Regions from separate parts of the Mus musculus genome. Here region 2 is linked to region 1. A link is a loop called in an ENCODE intact Hi-C map of the cell type or tissue named here. Cell type or tissue: heart. All regions are shown on one strand. Links, peaks and the distances in the headings refer to the core of each region. The heading gives the core; the rest is flanking DNA.

What was found. Hi-C counts contacts between places; a loop is a spot of excess contacts. Peaks named below come from ENCODE experiments on the same cell type or tissue, not always from the same donor. Only the 100,000 strongest peaks of a DNase experiment are listed, where the experiment ranks them.
Region 2: a loop joins it to region 1, with 2.4 times the contacts of the local background. A loop is called at or near these places in 5 of 42 quality-filtered maps.

Annotation. Positions count from the first base shown.
Region 1 is chr11:44,945,634-44,953,251 of GRCm38, reverse strand. The region is part of intron 10 of Ebf1 (early B cell factor 1); the gene reads right to left. Among named protein-coding and RNA genes, the nearest start is that of Gm51859, 140 kb to the left of the region's middle. In heart, for the core only: no CTCF peak of the experiment used is centred there; DNase peaks (open chromatin) are centred at 4,581 and 6,401.
Region 2 is chr11:44,993,869-45,001,486 of GRCm38, reverse strand. It overlaps Ebf1 (early B cell factor 1), which reads right to left. Exons shown (of 16, transcript NM_007897.3): 15 at 5,287-5,481. Among named protein-coding and RNA genes, the nearest start is that of Gm51859, 91 kb to the left of the region's middle. In heart, for the core only: no CTCF peak of the experiment used is centred there; no DNase peak of the experiment used is centred there.

The DNA.
Region 1 (7,618 bases), core at 1,490-6,489:
GCCGAAAGCAGCCACACAGAGGGCTAGATGTATAAACACTGAAGAGAAACTGAAATCAATTCTGAGCACAGCAGAAGCCAGAGCATCACTGGCATCCACAGGCACCTGCCATTTTAATATTCAAACAATAGGATAGTTACTGAAACAGCGATCAATTCTTAAAGGAGAGCTGCTCCCAGCAGAGTTTATTTGTGGTCCTCTGTCCAACATCCATTAGACAGGGACCCTGTCTCTAGAAGAGTAGATTCAAATAAATAGTAAGAGCGGAAATAGATTCTATTCTCTCTGTTTACTTTATTACTATTGATTTCTGAATTCCCTCCAATCTATTTCCTAACTGGGCAGATAATATACATTTAGTACTGAAGGTAATTATCTAAAATGAACCCAGTTTGCAGTTGGGTGATAAAAAAGAGAGGGGGTACCGATAGATTAAACACTTATACATTAACAAGTATGGCCGGCTGTATTAATATAAATACTAGGGTCTTAGCATGCTTACTTTATGGCTAGATATAATTTTGTAGGCTAATTGTGAGTTCTTGTATACATGTGGGCATATTTTATTTCCACTGTTCTATACTTTATGACATTATTTTATGGTACAAATACTATAATAGAAAATAAAATTATTTCAAATATGTTTTATTTGAAAGGCATCTACCTCCCTCAAAAAAAAAAGAATTATGTAGGAAAAAAATTTAAGTGTTCAAATGCTTTAGAACAATTTAGTTGTAGGAAATTACAATGGTTATTAAAGCATCAAGTTAGAAAAGGAAGCACACAGCGCATCATAATGCAGTTATATGTGAAAGATGGGCTTAACTAGTTAGCAGTAGCCGGTGGGAGAATACAGTAAGTCTACACTGTGTGAAATTATGCTTCTCTTCAATGCCGTGCTATGGAGAAGACTTAGTGTGTGAGGAAAGGGGTATATTAAATAAAGCAGAAGATGAAGCTGCATGTGTGAATAGACACACAGTACAATATAGTCACAGATGCAAAACAAAACAAAAAAAGATGTTTGCCTGTGTTTGTTATACATAGAAAAATAACAGAGAAGTCCAGGGAGGCATTGCCATTACTGGGTGATGAGTACTGGGTGAGTTTGTACCCTTTTATCCTCTCTTGGTTTTTGCTTTTTGGGGGGGGGGTTGTTTGTTTATTTGCTCTGTTTTGCTACATAATTAGCACACGTTATTTTGTGAATGGTGTTTTGAAATGGAAATGATTGTTATTTCCTTGAGCAAATCATCCAGAGATGTGTGAGAGGAGCACTTGGACTCACTAGCAGGCTTAGTAGCCACTCTTCCTACCCTTGGCTTGTGAGACCTCAAGGGTGTTCTCCAGCCAAGGACTCCTGGGCCAGAGCTTTAGTGAGAACTGCCCATTAGCAAGCTAGAGAGTCTCATGCACATTCCTGCTACATGCCAAGTGTGGGACACTCACTTGCAAAGGGGCTGCAAGCTTATGGAAATCTTGAAGTAGTTGGAAATAATGTTAGGATTTGATGGTAGATTCTAGGGTCACACTGGCAGATAGTGGCTCCTGTGGTCACACTGTCCAAATACTTGGCAGATGACTCAACCCTTCTTGCCTCCTTCTCCTTATCTGTAGCATCAGGGCAGTACTTGTGGCCGAGTCGTGCTCGAGCCAATGCTTCTGCATTTGTAAACTCTTAGAAGCAGACAGCACATAAGTACTGACATTGTTGTTAAATGAATCCTATGAATCTGAGTTCGTTGGTCAGAAGTCCTTATAACGAAGAGCCAAATATGGTCAGAATACATGTCAAATCATTGCCCTTCTCTAAGTGGTCAGAGAAGCCTTTCTTGGGCATGGCTGTCATTTGCTGGTGAAACTAAGTCATTAGGTACTTCCAGGCGCCTGGTAAGGCTTCACATATCCACCCTGATGCTCTGTAATGGTGATGGTAGCACTAAGGTTCAATGACTAAGTTGCTAAGTGCAAGTATTACTTGTAGCTTTGTATTGAGTACTCTATATTTAGAGTTTCATCTAAGACATAAAACCAAGAAGGTATTCCATAAATATTTACTCAGTGGGAGAAAAGAATGAATGAATTGAGTGAATGACTTCATCACATCCACATCAAGTATACTACTTCTAAACATATTACCTCAAGGTAGGCATGGTTTGATACATTTGTCATTGATTGTTAAGTAGAGTGATATATTCCTTTAACCCCAACACTCCAGAAACAGAGGCAGGATGATATCTGTGAATTAGAGGCTAGGCTGGTCTACATAACAAGTTCCAGGGCAGCCAGGGAGACTTCTTCTAAAACAAAACCAAAAGTGAAACAAACAAACAAACAAACAACAAAAAGAAAACCAAACCAAACCAAACCAAAAGAATCAAGCAACAACAACAACAATAATATCAAAAAACTAATGTGGAAACATCAATGCTTTCAGACTAGAAAATGTACTCTTGTTCATGTGGAAACCATAATGTCCATATCAAAAGAGCAGACAAGTATAAACACTTTTTTCCTCCAAGATGGAAACAAATCATAGCTCAGACCTTGAATGTCTTCTAGAACGTTTCATAGGAACGGTTGGGAGGAAGAGAGCCCTGAACTCAGAATCCAAAACAGTAGCAGCAGCAACCAGAAACAGGCAGTTCATGTAACTGGTTCTGTGGTTTCCACGGCCAGGTAGAGCGTGACAAGAACGTTACAGGAACTGACATCAAGTCCAGAACTAGCCATAGAAGCGGTCTACATGGTAAATGTCACTATAACAACAGTCGCTACGGAACAAAAGGGGAAAACCTGTTGAGATCCTGCCTAGTTGTGTTGTGAGCACTCCTGAGGGCCTCTGCGCACACTGCATGTTTGAATGTGTAGTGTAAGCTTTAGCCTTTTCTGGAGGTGAATCTTGGCTCCAACACCTGGGGGACTGGGAGACTGGGAGACTGGGAGACTGGGAGACTGGGAGACTGGGAGACTGGGAGACTGGGAGACTGGGAGACTGGGAGACTGGGAGATTGGTGAGAAGCCCAGTGTCCTGCGGTTGTAAAACCTTGATAGGGTCTCCAAGTCATTTTCCTCAAATGTGTGCAACCCACGAAGATAATTATAGATGACCATTTCGTAAGCACTTTATTGCTTCCCCCCCCCCATAAATTTTAATTTTGGAAAGTTAAAAGTGAAAAAAATGTGGTTTCAATTTCCTACAAATTGCACACAATTTAGTTTTAACAAGAAAATAGGAACAAAGTGGGGGGGGGGTCATGTTCTTTAAAGTGAATTAGGAACTAGAGTTTGTTTCTACCCACTCAATGCCATGAGAAAAATAAAGCACAAGATTTAGGATCAATGCCTCCCAAAAATGGAACTCATGAACCATGGTAGAGAGACATAGTCTTTAAAAAAAAAATCTAAACATGATGTAAGCAGTCTAACAGCAGAGTAACACCATTGAACTGAGCTAGTCTGTGTCTGTAGAGAAGAAAGCAAACTTCATGAAGGCCAGAGGGAAAATGGTGAATGAAACTGGGGTAGATGCTGATAACCCTCACACATACGTAGCAGAATGTGTGTGAATAAGAAAAGGCTGCATGACCTCATGAGCTCTTCATTTTACTCTCAACTGTGCTGCCTACAACGAAAGACAATTAAAAACAATTATTCCTGAAATTATTTAAACACACAGCTAAAAATAGAACAAAGCAACAGAATTACAGAATTGTCAATATATATGAATATATATGTGTGTGTGTGTACATGTATAAACATATATACATATATGTGCATAGAATATATATATATATATATATATAAAAGAAATTGTATCCTTCTGCTGAGACCTGGCTGTCATCTCGGTGTTAGATCATGTTTTTTCCAAGGTAGTCATCTGTGGCGACTAGCCTGTTAAAGACAGGAAACCCACAAAGTGTCTCTACCACACCAAGCACACTAGCTGGAAAGCAAACAATGAAATCAGTCAGCCAGGTGTTTTCTCTCGTGTGCCAAACTTGGATTGGATATTGTGTCTCCTTAATTTGTCCTCTGCCTTGGTAGCTGTGCACTCTGTTTGGTAAGAAAAATTATGCAAGTAATAAACTACTTCATCAAAGTTGTTTCTCTTTTGATCAAATTACATTATTCAATTATACCACCGACCCTTCTCAAATGTTCTACTTCCAAAAAGGTTTACTCCCTAACATGCCCTAAGAATCCTTCCAAAATATTAGCATTTGTAGTCTTTAAAATAAACAAATAAACAAAAAGACCCTCACTACTTCAAGTTTTCTGATCAAAAATAATAACTCCCTAGTATTTTTTTTCTAATTAGGGTTGAACTTGCAAGACTAGAATGCCTCTGACTATCGGAACATGGAGTTCTGGCTTTCAAAGGTCCAGCCATAAACTTAGACTTGGCAAACTTAGCATATTACTCATTGGCTAATAATCCCATTAGTCAAAACTGCAAGCTCTTGGTCAAGTGCATATTTTATATATTACTGCATGAAACCCTAGCAGGAGTCCCACATCCCAAATGTCTTTTGAAGGCACAGGGATTAACATGAGGCAATTTCCTCTGTTCACACAGAAACGCTGGCTTTCCCCCATGCGAATATCAGTAACTATGTGGGATTGCTGAAAGGCCGTTTGCTTCCTTCTGCAACCACATTAGCCGTCCCATCAGGCAACGACTTCCATTGAGTTCTGCATTGGCTGTCCACAGTAGTCACCTGTACACAAAGCTGTATGGTAGCAAGAGAAGAGGAGGGCCTTGTTGCAAAATACTCAGAAACATCAAGGGTCTGAAACTCTCTGCTATGCAGACTGAGAAGAAAGCACGTGGTTAAATGGAGTATTCTTTTCTTTTGGTTCAATATATCCTTTCAAAACAGGCCCCGCAAAAGCCTTCTAAACCTATGCCACCCATGTCCACTAGGCTCATTTCTAAACCCGTCACATCAGATCAAAAATGTCAGCCCTACCTGCCAAGGAGCAGGAAATATTTGACTCACTGCTCCAAGTACCTCATTGCTCTCTACAAAACCAAAAATGCGTGGAAGATGTGGATGAAGAAAGGAGACTGCATTCACTTGTGTGCACGGAATTTTAGTTTCAAATATTCTTTCTTACTCAATATTGAGTCAATCTTCAGGATTTTCCATCTTAAGAGAATAAAAAGAAAAATACCCAACTATCCTCAAACCTCTTGTGGGGATGAAAGGGAGAAGGGAGCTGGGATGAGTGCAGACACTGACCTTGGAGTTACAGCCTGTGGCTTCTGAAATCCTGAAGAAGAACAGTTTTTTTGGTTTTTTTGGTTTTTTTTTTTTTGACAAGAGATAATGATGAGGGGGTGAATGGGTGGAATGGAATTTTTCTCCTAACTTCTTACTATATATACTTTTTGGATAAACAAATGTATTGGTTATGTTAGAACGCCTGCTTAGTGCCCGTTTAAAGAGGATGGACCTCAATAATTAGAGAGAAATCAGAAAAATCAGACTCAATCCAATCCTTTCCACTCTCAACTCTCAACCTATAGGGTAAGCAGCCTTCCATTGGACTGGTTCCCTGGAATCTTAGACTGAACCATCTAACTCCAGGCATCTACAAAGACTACCACCGCAGTGTGCCACATCACTTAAATTTGTGTTGTACTGACAACACAGCCTCTCTGTCTCACCTTTACTGTTTGTTACGCTGGGTGGCCATGCTTGGCATATGTTGGCATTCAATAAATGGCAAAGAATGAAACTCAAGAAAATAACAGAGTTGTTTATATTTTGGGGAAATTCACTTTACTGTCAACTATTATTGGGCTCAGTCAAACAGATACCTAAAAGCAAAGAGAAGAGCAGGGATCTCAGAGGATTTTGATAGATACATGATAGACTTGAAATTTCTATAGACATTTATTTTAAAGTGCTGAGACCCATAAGGGACCCAGTTCAATGCTTAGGGGAGGGGAAAGACCAGTACTGGACAGCTGTGCAGGCCAATGATGGGCAGGGATCTGTGGAGGATGGTGGGGGGAGACTTATGAAGGACTTTGGTACACATTTCATCTGCAGAAGTGAACCCAAAAACCCAGGTTCCCAAACCAGGGTTTAGTAACAGATCACCTAAAGTTCTACATGGAATAGTGTGGATAAACATTTGGAAGCAAAGTGTAAGAAATCAGATATTCCTGAAACTTCTGAGTTGGCTAAACATCTGTAGCACTTTTAAGAGTTGTCAGAACTTAAGAGCCTGCTTTGATAAGCTTTGGAGTGAGCCCATGTCCTAACATACTTCTGGAATCCTGGGCCCTCAAGGTAGGTACACACCACCCACTCTCCCTTGAGCCTCCCAAGTTTAAGCCCTCATTTTGACTGTTTCTTTCTTTGCAGCCAAATCTCAACCGCAGCTCAACTTTCCCAGCCTCTGGAGAGGGAGGATTTGGCCTGCTTTCTGACCAAGTGTGATGTGTTTTGTTCTGTTTATGAGATAGGCTACAGAGCCCTTTCCAGGATAATCAGTCATCTTGACTATGACCCTGAGCAAAAGCAGATGAAACTGGGAGATTCTAAGTCAATGGATTCGTTTTATAAACTCGCTGGATCCTGATGAGACAAATTAGTTTTGATTCAGTTTTAATTTTTTTCCCATCCTTCAAGGATAACTTGGAATACTATACTTGAATACATTCTCAATTAAAAGCAATCTCTTGAAGTAAAAACATAATGGTTTTCTAACCCTTTTTTGTTCACACATCCATCAATCGGCCCCTTCAACATCCATTACTGGGCTTTGTACTCCTTTCCAAACATTGTGTCTATTAGGCAAACTCTAGCCTTCCAGCTGTGTGTTCTTTACCCCTTAATAAAGTTTTGGTCAATAAAGACACAGGTGAATGAATGAATGAGTGAATGAATGAATGAATGAATGAATGAAATGTTGAAGAGACCTGTCCACTCGGAGAAGTAGAGTGCTGCCAATGGTATGCATGTGAAACTTAGGAAATCTTGCAGCGTGTTTTACAGATGGACACTAGTTCCCAGAAACTTGAAATGGAAACAGCAGATATAAAACACATAGTGTCACCTCCGTCTAGTGACTTCTAACCAAGATGCTGAGAAGAGAAAGAGACCCTTTCCTGATACCCTGTCCCCCTTCATGGGCTGAGTCCCCCCTGTATAAGTTGGTCCTAAGTTTGGAATGGAACAGGAACAATGTTTGGCTCATCAGGACCCAGATGTCAGTGATATGGTTCAGATGGCAAGACCACACATCTGTTCACAGAATTTGGAAGCAGGAAGGGGCTTTGGTGGCTTCCGGGGCTACTGGAAACATGTGGTATACACATGCATCCTATACTCACAACAGAAAAGTGAAATGTATCCGGGTACCTCATAATAGGCAAAACAATGTCACCTCAATTCTCTTTGGGCCTTCCCTTAAATTCTTGCATTTTTGTATGCAGTTTTCATCTACTGAATAAACCCAGCTTACAACTATCCCTCATTGTACGAGTCATGGAAGAAAGTCTGGGATGACTTAGCTAAGGGGTCAGTTTAGACTGTATTTTCTATGTTGGTAGGGAATGTGCCCATCATATACAGAGTATCACCAGTTAATCAACATATGG
Region 2 (7,618 bases), core at 1,619-6,618, 48 kb before region 1:
TTGATAAGAACTAAGACATTGGTTGAAAGCTTCGTAGAGTTGGGAGAGATTAAGGATGTAATGTTTCCCCAAACTATAGGTATCATGGACTCATCAGGTGTGGAGTGAGGCAAGACCTTCTATAAACTGAATGTGGAGGGGGAAGGGAGGGGAGAGGGAGAGTGGGAGGGAAATAGAAAGGGAGAGGGAGAGGAGGGGGAGAGGGAGATGGGGGGAACAGTTCTGTAACAGTTGATACTCAGGTACATAATATTTAGGGTCAAGAGGAGCCTGAATGTTAACAAGGTATAAGAAGGGGAATTGCTATGACAACTACTTCACAAAATCTCCCTGATCTTCTTTTCTATCTTAGTGGACATTTTGGTGCCGTGTGATGGTTCTGTCCTGACTCCGAAGTCTTCAGGCTCTCGGGGACAACTGTTTTAGAAGGAAAAAGACATTTATTTCCATGGACAAGAGCTGAATAAAGCTGGTGACTCAAGCCTTTGGGCTAGAAAGTCAGACTTACTTAGGAGTCCATGGTTAAGAGTTATCAATGACTTCATCGTGATAAGAATGGGTGGATCTTTTTCTACATGTTTATCAGTCAATCCAGAGTTTAACACATGGCATTAATTGGGCTTAGTTCATGGGAAAAAGCTCTGCAGGCAAATGCCTTTAGCAAGCAAGATGGACAGTTGGCTCTGCACATCCGAGAACTCAGCATCTGCGAGTTCGCCAATTGCAGATCAGCAATGTGAGGAAGGATCTTATGTTAAGCAGAATGAGGTGGACTCAGAAAGGCAGGAACCACTATCCTCACTTATACGTACAGGCTACAAAGCTGATCTCCCAGAAGCAGAGACTAGGATGCTGTCACCATAGCAGGGAAGTGGGGCAGAGAGGAATGGCAAAAGATGGCCAATGGGTACAGTGGACAGGCAAATAGAAAGACAGGAGTCCCACTGATAGCAACCAACCAAATATTTCAAAATTGCTAATAGAGAGAGCTCACTTTCCTTATAAAGAAATGCTAAATTTCCCAGGTAACAGATAAAGTGACACATTGTTTATATACACACTCTTGGTATAGGTGCTTCTCAGCTTAAAACAATGCTCTCCCTGGTCTGGAGTACCTAGTTACTTTTCATTGGAAAAACAGTTGAAAGTCAGCTAGCCTGTGAAATAGGCTGATTCTGCTTCATGTTATTTTCCTCTACAGTCCATGGCTGGGAGTCAGCCTCGCTTGGGTAGATCTGTCTTACTAACTTGGGTATTGTGTCTTTCCACATATAGGGAAGTTGCTTTCAAAGTTGTTAGACCTTGTTCCTCTACATGGATATAACCTCGTGGCTCAGATTGAATATGGCAAAACATGCTGGAGGTTGAAGAGCTGAGGGAATGCTTGGGGTTCCTCTATCTGCTAATTGAGTTACTATGGACAAGTCATCTCAGCTTCCTGTCTCCATGTCCTCATCTATAAAGTGAATGAAATAAGCAGCCACCTAAAAGAGCACTAGGGAAGGATCCTTGTGTCAGGGCATAAGCCAGGCTGGGAGCAAGTGTTTCCATGTTGCTGGCGTGACTCTCCATTCTCACACCACACCCAGTCATGGTGCAGATCTCCTGCTGACAAAAGGGTGGTGAAGGAGCAAGCTTTAACAAAATGAAGGATGTTCAATTAACAGTGATAGTTGGAGGTAAATAGGCCTTTAAACAATATAAGCAGTCCAAATGTGTGGCATCTAATCTTGTTTACATGGTCAATTTGCATGTCCAACTCTTCTCTAGGCACTTGTCCTTTCTGAATGAATGGTGGAAGTTAACTGGGTGAGTTAAAGTGAAATGTCCTACTACAGGCTGGACAGGCATTGGAAGCATGAAATAGTGCTAAGATCCTCAGCCCATCTCCAGAGATCCAGAGCCCAACAAAGTCTCTTCAGTGGGAAAAGAGGAGGGCCAAAAACTGAAAGATGAGGCGAGACATGTCTGAAAGGCCACTGTCAGAAGGTTGCATTACACAGTGGACACTCTAAGATCTGTGCAATAGATCTCTGAACAAAACCAGTGTACATGGCAACACTATGGCTGAGTCTGCTTGTCCTACTGGCGAGATCGCAGAGAGGGTGAGAAGGTTCCAGGGTGGCCCTTTATGAATGTAGGTTGGAGGGAGGGAGAGACCAGAGCAATAGCTTAAGGAAAGTGGTCTTGGTTAATTGAACTTTCCTTTCACCGTTCACTTTTCCAATAGTGTCATGTCTTCAAAGTGTGGCATTTGCACATGACAGCATTGGGAGAACCAAAGAGCATGGAGTTATAGGAGAGTCCAGCAGTAATGTCCCCTCAGGGACACAAACCCCTAAATGGTAAAGGCAGGGTCATTGTATCGCAGTGTGCATGGGCTATACCCCATGCCTTCCAAGTCCAACACCCCTCTGCTGGTTATCACAACCCTCCCTTGCATCTTGGTCCTGATATCAACTCTAAATGTATTGGCTAGTTTTGTGTCTACTTGACATAGGGTGGAATAATTCTAGAGGAGATAACCTCAATTGAGAAACTGCTTCCAAAATATTGGTCTGCAGGCAAGCTTGGAGGGCAATTTCTTAATTAATTATTGACAGAGGAGGGCCTAGCTTATTGTGGTTTCTGCAATCCCTGGGCTGATAGTCCTGGGTTCTGTAAGAAAGCAGGTTGAATGAGCCATGGTGAGTAAGCCAGTTCGCAGGACTCTTCCATGGCCTCTGAATCAGCTCCTGCCTCTAGGTTCCTGCCCTGTTTGAGTTCCTGTCCTCACTGTTTTTTTTTTTTTTTTTTTGATGATGATGATGACTTCTTAGTGACATGGAAGTATAAGCTGAATAAACCCTTTCCTTCCCAGGCTGCTTTGGTCATGGTGTCTCAATATAGCAATAGTAACCCCAACTAAGAAACTAACCAAAGTTGATATTGTTAGCTTAAGAATTATAACTTTACCCCCCCCCCATATGTAGCATCATTACTTCACTCTATATGAAAGTTTAGTTGTTCTAGCTGGGTGAACAATGGGGGGGCATTTATTTTTAGCTGATAGATATCCTAGTCTGTCTACCTTGCCTGAGATGTAAGTTCCATAGTAAAATAGTTCCCACCTTTCTTTAAGATGATAGACTGGTATGTATATGTCTTTTTTTCTGATTATTTTATTGGTTATTTTATTTATTCACATTTCAAATATTATTCCCCTTCCCAGTTTCCCCTCCACAAGCCTCCTATCCCCTCCTTCCTCCACCTGCCTTTATGAGGGTGCTCCCCCACCCACCCACCCACCCACTCTTGCCTCAGCATCCTAGCAATTCCCTATCCTAGGTCATTGAGCCTCTACAGGACCAAGAGGCTCCCCTCCCAGCGATGCCAGATAAGGCCATCCTCTAATATATATCCAGCTGGAGCCATGGGTCCCCCAATGTGTATTCTTTGTGGCAAGTTATTCTAAGCCCTGACTTTGCTATGTCAAGCAATCTGCCCATAGGTTCTGAGGAATGTTCTAAAAAAGTTCTGCCAGAGATAGAGAGGCACAATGATGTAGTTGCTCTGTCTCTGGGGTTGTTGGTTCAATCTTGACTCCAACGTGTCCTCACTAGGTCCCTTAAGAGACCTAAGCTTGACTGTACCCTTCTATACATTGAGGGTTGAACTGAGCTCTGAAGGTCTTGGGAAAACCAGTGTGTGCTTACTTCAGCAGAGAGTAACCAGAATGTAATGTGTGTCTATATGTTAAATGGGGCATACGCTTCCACAGAGAAATAAAGCTGCGAAATCCCAGGTGTGTCACTGCCCTTCTGACCATCCTATGTTCTCCACAGTTGCCCTCTACGAGTGATGTGCTGGTCATGGAAGTCAGGCTCTGTAGTGAGTGGCACAGGGCAGGGACTAGGGGCAGAATCCCGTGGCTTTCATTCACCTCCACCTCCACTGTCTGCCTGATGTCTGTGACCTGTATTTACCCTCCCTAAGCTCGATCTCCAGGTACTGTACTGATCTAATGGCCCCCATACGTCATCAGGACATTGTGGGGATTAAATAGACAAAGCCTGCTCTATGCTTAGCGGAGCACCTGGCATACTGTTTGGTGCTCAATAGATGGTGGTTAGCTGGGCGTGGTGGCGCATGCCTTTAGTCCCAGCACTTGGGAGGCAGAGGCAGGCAGATTTCTGAGTTCGAGGCCAGCCTGGTCTACAAAGTGATTTCCAAGACAGCCAGGGCTATTCAGAGAAACCCTGTCTCAAAAACAAACAAACAAAAAAAAAAAAAAAAAAAGAAAGAAAGAAAAAAGAAAGAAAAAAAAATAGATGGTAATTGATGATTTTATTGATCTTATTTCCCTGCAAGCTGTCTTGGGAATCTGGGATAACATTCTTGGAAAGTGTTAAGTCCGAGAAAGAGATGAATTTTTGGCCTGATTTTGATGCCAATGACTGTCACACACCAGATGGGAGGAGTCAAGCAATATTGCAAACTCTCTCCACCTTGAGATTTCTCATCTTTACAGGTAGGGACTGTGAGCATCTGTGTCATCATTCTGCTGGGGGTGGGGGTAGGGGGGGACACATGAGGTCCCAGAAGCCGATACCATTCATGGAGCTAAGCACATAGAAAGAACATGAGGAAAAAGTTGGCATGTTTTTAAAGTTGGGTTTTTCTTTTCCTCCCTCAATGAATGAAAAAGGTTAGCTCAAAACATGATGGTCCTGACACTTCCCATGCTTCTTGGTGGAAAGGAGACTGTACAGCTTTAATATGAACTGGAATATTTCAGTGGTTCTCAAGAGATCTTTGATATTTGTTATACTGGTCCCTTAGCCTTGGGCTCTGAATGGACTGCAGCTGTCCCCTCCCTGACACATCTTTACACAGTCTCATCCTGACACAAGCTACAAGAAGAGAGGGCTGAGTGACCTACTTCAGGGGAAGGCCTGTCCCAGGAGAGACTCTGCCATGAAGAACAGGATAGTATCTATAAAACACAGGTCGGATAAAGGCAACAACAAAGAATGGGAAGTAACAAAAGAGAAATGGTGGCTTAGGAAATGCCTATAGTGTTCTCCAGCAAGGCCTGAGCTGGAGCAAAGTTCCTGGAGAAGGAAGAGGGATGCTACAGACACCAAGGAGACAGGAACAGGGCTGGTGGCTGAGACTGGACACTACTAACACAAAAGCAAAGAGGAGTCAGGGCAGAGAGAAGCCAGTAGATCCAGGGGCTAACCCCCATCCCCATACCCCACTCACAGCAACAGGGAGACACCTGCTTGGATCTCTGGGACTTACCTTGCAGGCTGTTCCCGTTGGTGCTGGTGCAGGTGGGAGGAGGGGACGTCTGGGGTCTGACAACTGGTGCGAAAGCACTCTTCTGTTTCACTGCTGAGACCATGTTGGCTGGTGAGAAGGAGAAGATGCCAGAGGAGCTACTGCAGTTGGAGGGGAGGCTTGTAGATGAGGCCATGGTGGGGCTGGATGGCACAACTGAGGGTTACAATGAGAGGAGAGAGTTACATCCAGAGACAAGGAGGCTTGCAAGAGGTCTGACCTGGCTACTCTGCTGTTGACCATTCTTGGGCAAGGCTCTCCCTAAACTCTCAGGATCCCACCACCCCTAATTTCATCACTTGGTATTTAGCATGTACTACCTTCAAGTTAGTAGCCTTCATGATTATACTGTGGGCTTACTGCATGCCCATTAATATGCTAGTCACCAGTGTCACAGAGGGTTTCCAGGGATGAGGTGGTGATATCTTTCATTCAGTACCATAGATCCCAACACATGGAGCATGTTTTGGAAATAAACACAGAGCCTCCATCCTTTGATTTTTTTTTCAGGCAAGAAGACAAAAGCCTAATCCTATCTTATCAGGGATAGCACAGCACAGGAGGGATGAAGGCACCTGCAGCCACCTCTGGAGAGGCAGAAGTGACATTGAGAGGGGAGGATTTTATAACGAGCTGTCAAGGAAAGTCTTCTACCTCTGGCTTAGATAAGGTGTTAACATAGCATGTGGGGATGGAGGGGACAGGGAGAGGCTAGTTTGAGTGGATGTGATCACCAAGGAAGGAATGGGACTTGTAAAGAAAAGGGGGAAATCGTAGGCAAAGCCAGCACCGTGATTTTAGGTTTGGGCAGTTGGTAGTGTGTATGCATAAGCCCTCTTTCTCTCCAAGAGGCTATAGGGTCTGGATGTGGCTGTGTCTGGATGCTCTACCATACAGACTCCAGTAGGCAGAAGGTCATGTAGACAAGAAAACCACCACGTGCAGCATCGGTGGAAAACACATAACTAACTGTAAATCCAAGTTCCAAATTCTCTATTCTCACTTCTCATGGAGCCTTCTACCAATGTTTGTGAAGTGAGCAGGGAGCTCTGATGTGTCTGGCAGTAGAGAGGACTCACTCAGATAATCCATGCAGAGAAGACTTCAGCCATCCTGACTACTTCAGAAGGCAGTGTCAAGGCTACTGATTTCATATGCACCGTTCTTTTGCCTCTATGTCCTGGATACTCCTGAGTACTATATTGTTTATGTCACTTAATAAACCTCATATATTTCTTTGGGTTGCACAGGATTCTTCACATCTTTCCATCTTTCAGTTGACAGAATAACATAAGGCCAGGGACTTATAACATTTTTTTTTAACACATAAGCAAATTGGACGTGAAGACGCAAGTGGGAAACTAGGCAAAGTGAATACTATGTATACATCGTACTCTATCTACTGCATCCCCTGCGAAGGAATCATTCACAGAGGAAAAAGGCTACCAGGTCTGAAGAGCAGTTTAGGCCTGACTGGTGCTTGGTCTCTTAGATTTGGAAAGTTGGTGATCTGGCGACCAAATCAGTCATAGGCAGGGATAGCCATTATGGGGGAAATGACTCTTTATCATCAGGCCAAGTCAGCATGGGTCTAAATGGGCACAGTTCTTACTAGAGGAGAATGGAGAGGCCTCATCCACATTTCAGAGTTCTCCCCAACATTTGCTAGACTGTACTTTTTTCTTTTAATGAGACCAGCATTTTTATCCATCTCTTAGGATTTGTAAATGCGAGAATGCGCTCAATAATAACACCCATTTAAATTGCAAAATTCCTGCACTGGAGGTTTGATTTTTAAATATTCTTAGACTTGAAATCCTGCTGGCTCACCAAGGAAGGCAATTAATCTCGTTGGCAAATGCGATCATTATGTGTATTTAGAGGTGGGGAGTTTTGGGGGGGGCAGTTAACAAGAAAGGGGTAAAATATAGAGGAGCATTGCCATTTGTTAGGACATTATTAGTTACCAGCAGCCACACCACAAAATGTGTTCAGCCATTGAATGTCTTATTTTATTTTTTTTTATTTTGTCGGAATTTTTCAACATGAGTGGTTTATGAATAATTAAATGTTACAGAGGCAAATATTCAAATCATCCGGGCTCTGTGTTTATTGTTTTATTTGCATTTATGCAGATAAAACCATCCCATCTGAGGGCCTATTTGGGAATTTAATACTGTATTTGTGAGCGCTGAGGAAATCAATTAATGGAAATTAAATGTTCAAAGTTTCTCAGCCTGACAGATGTGATGTCAGGCAGAAGTCACTGGGTGTCCTCACAGGCTTGGGAAGG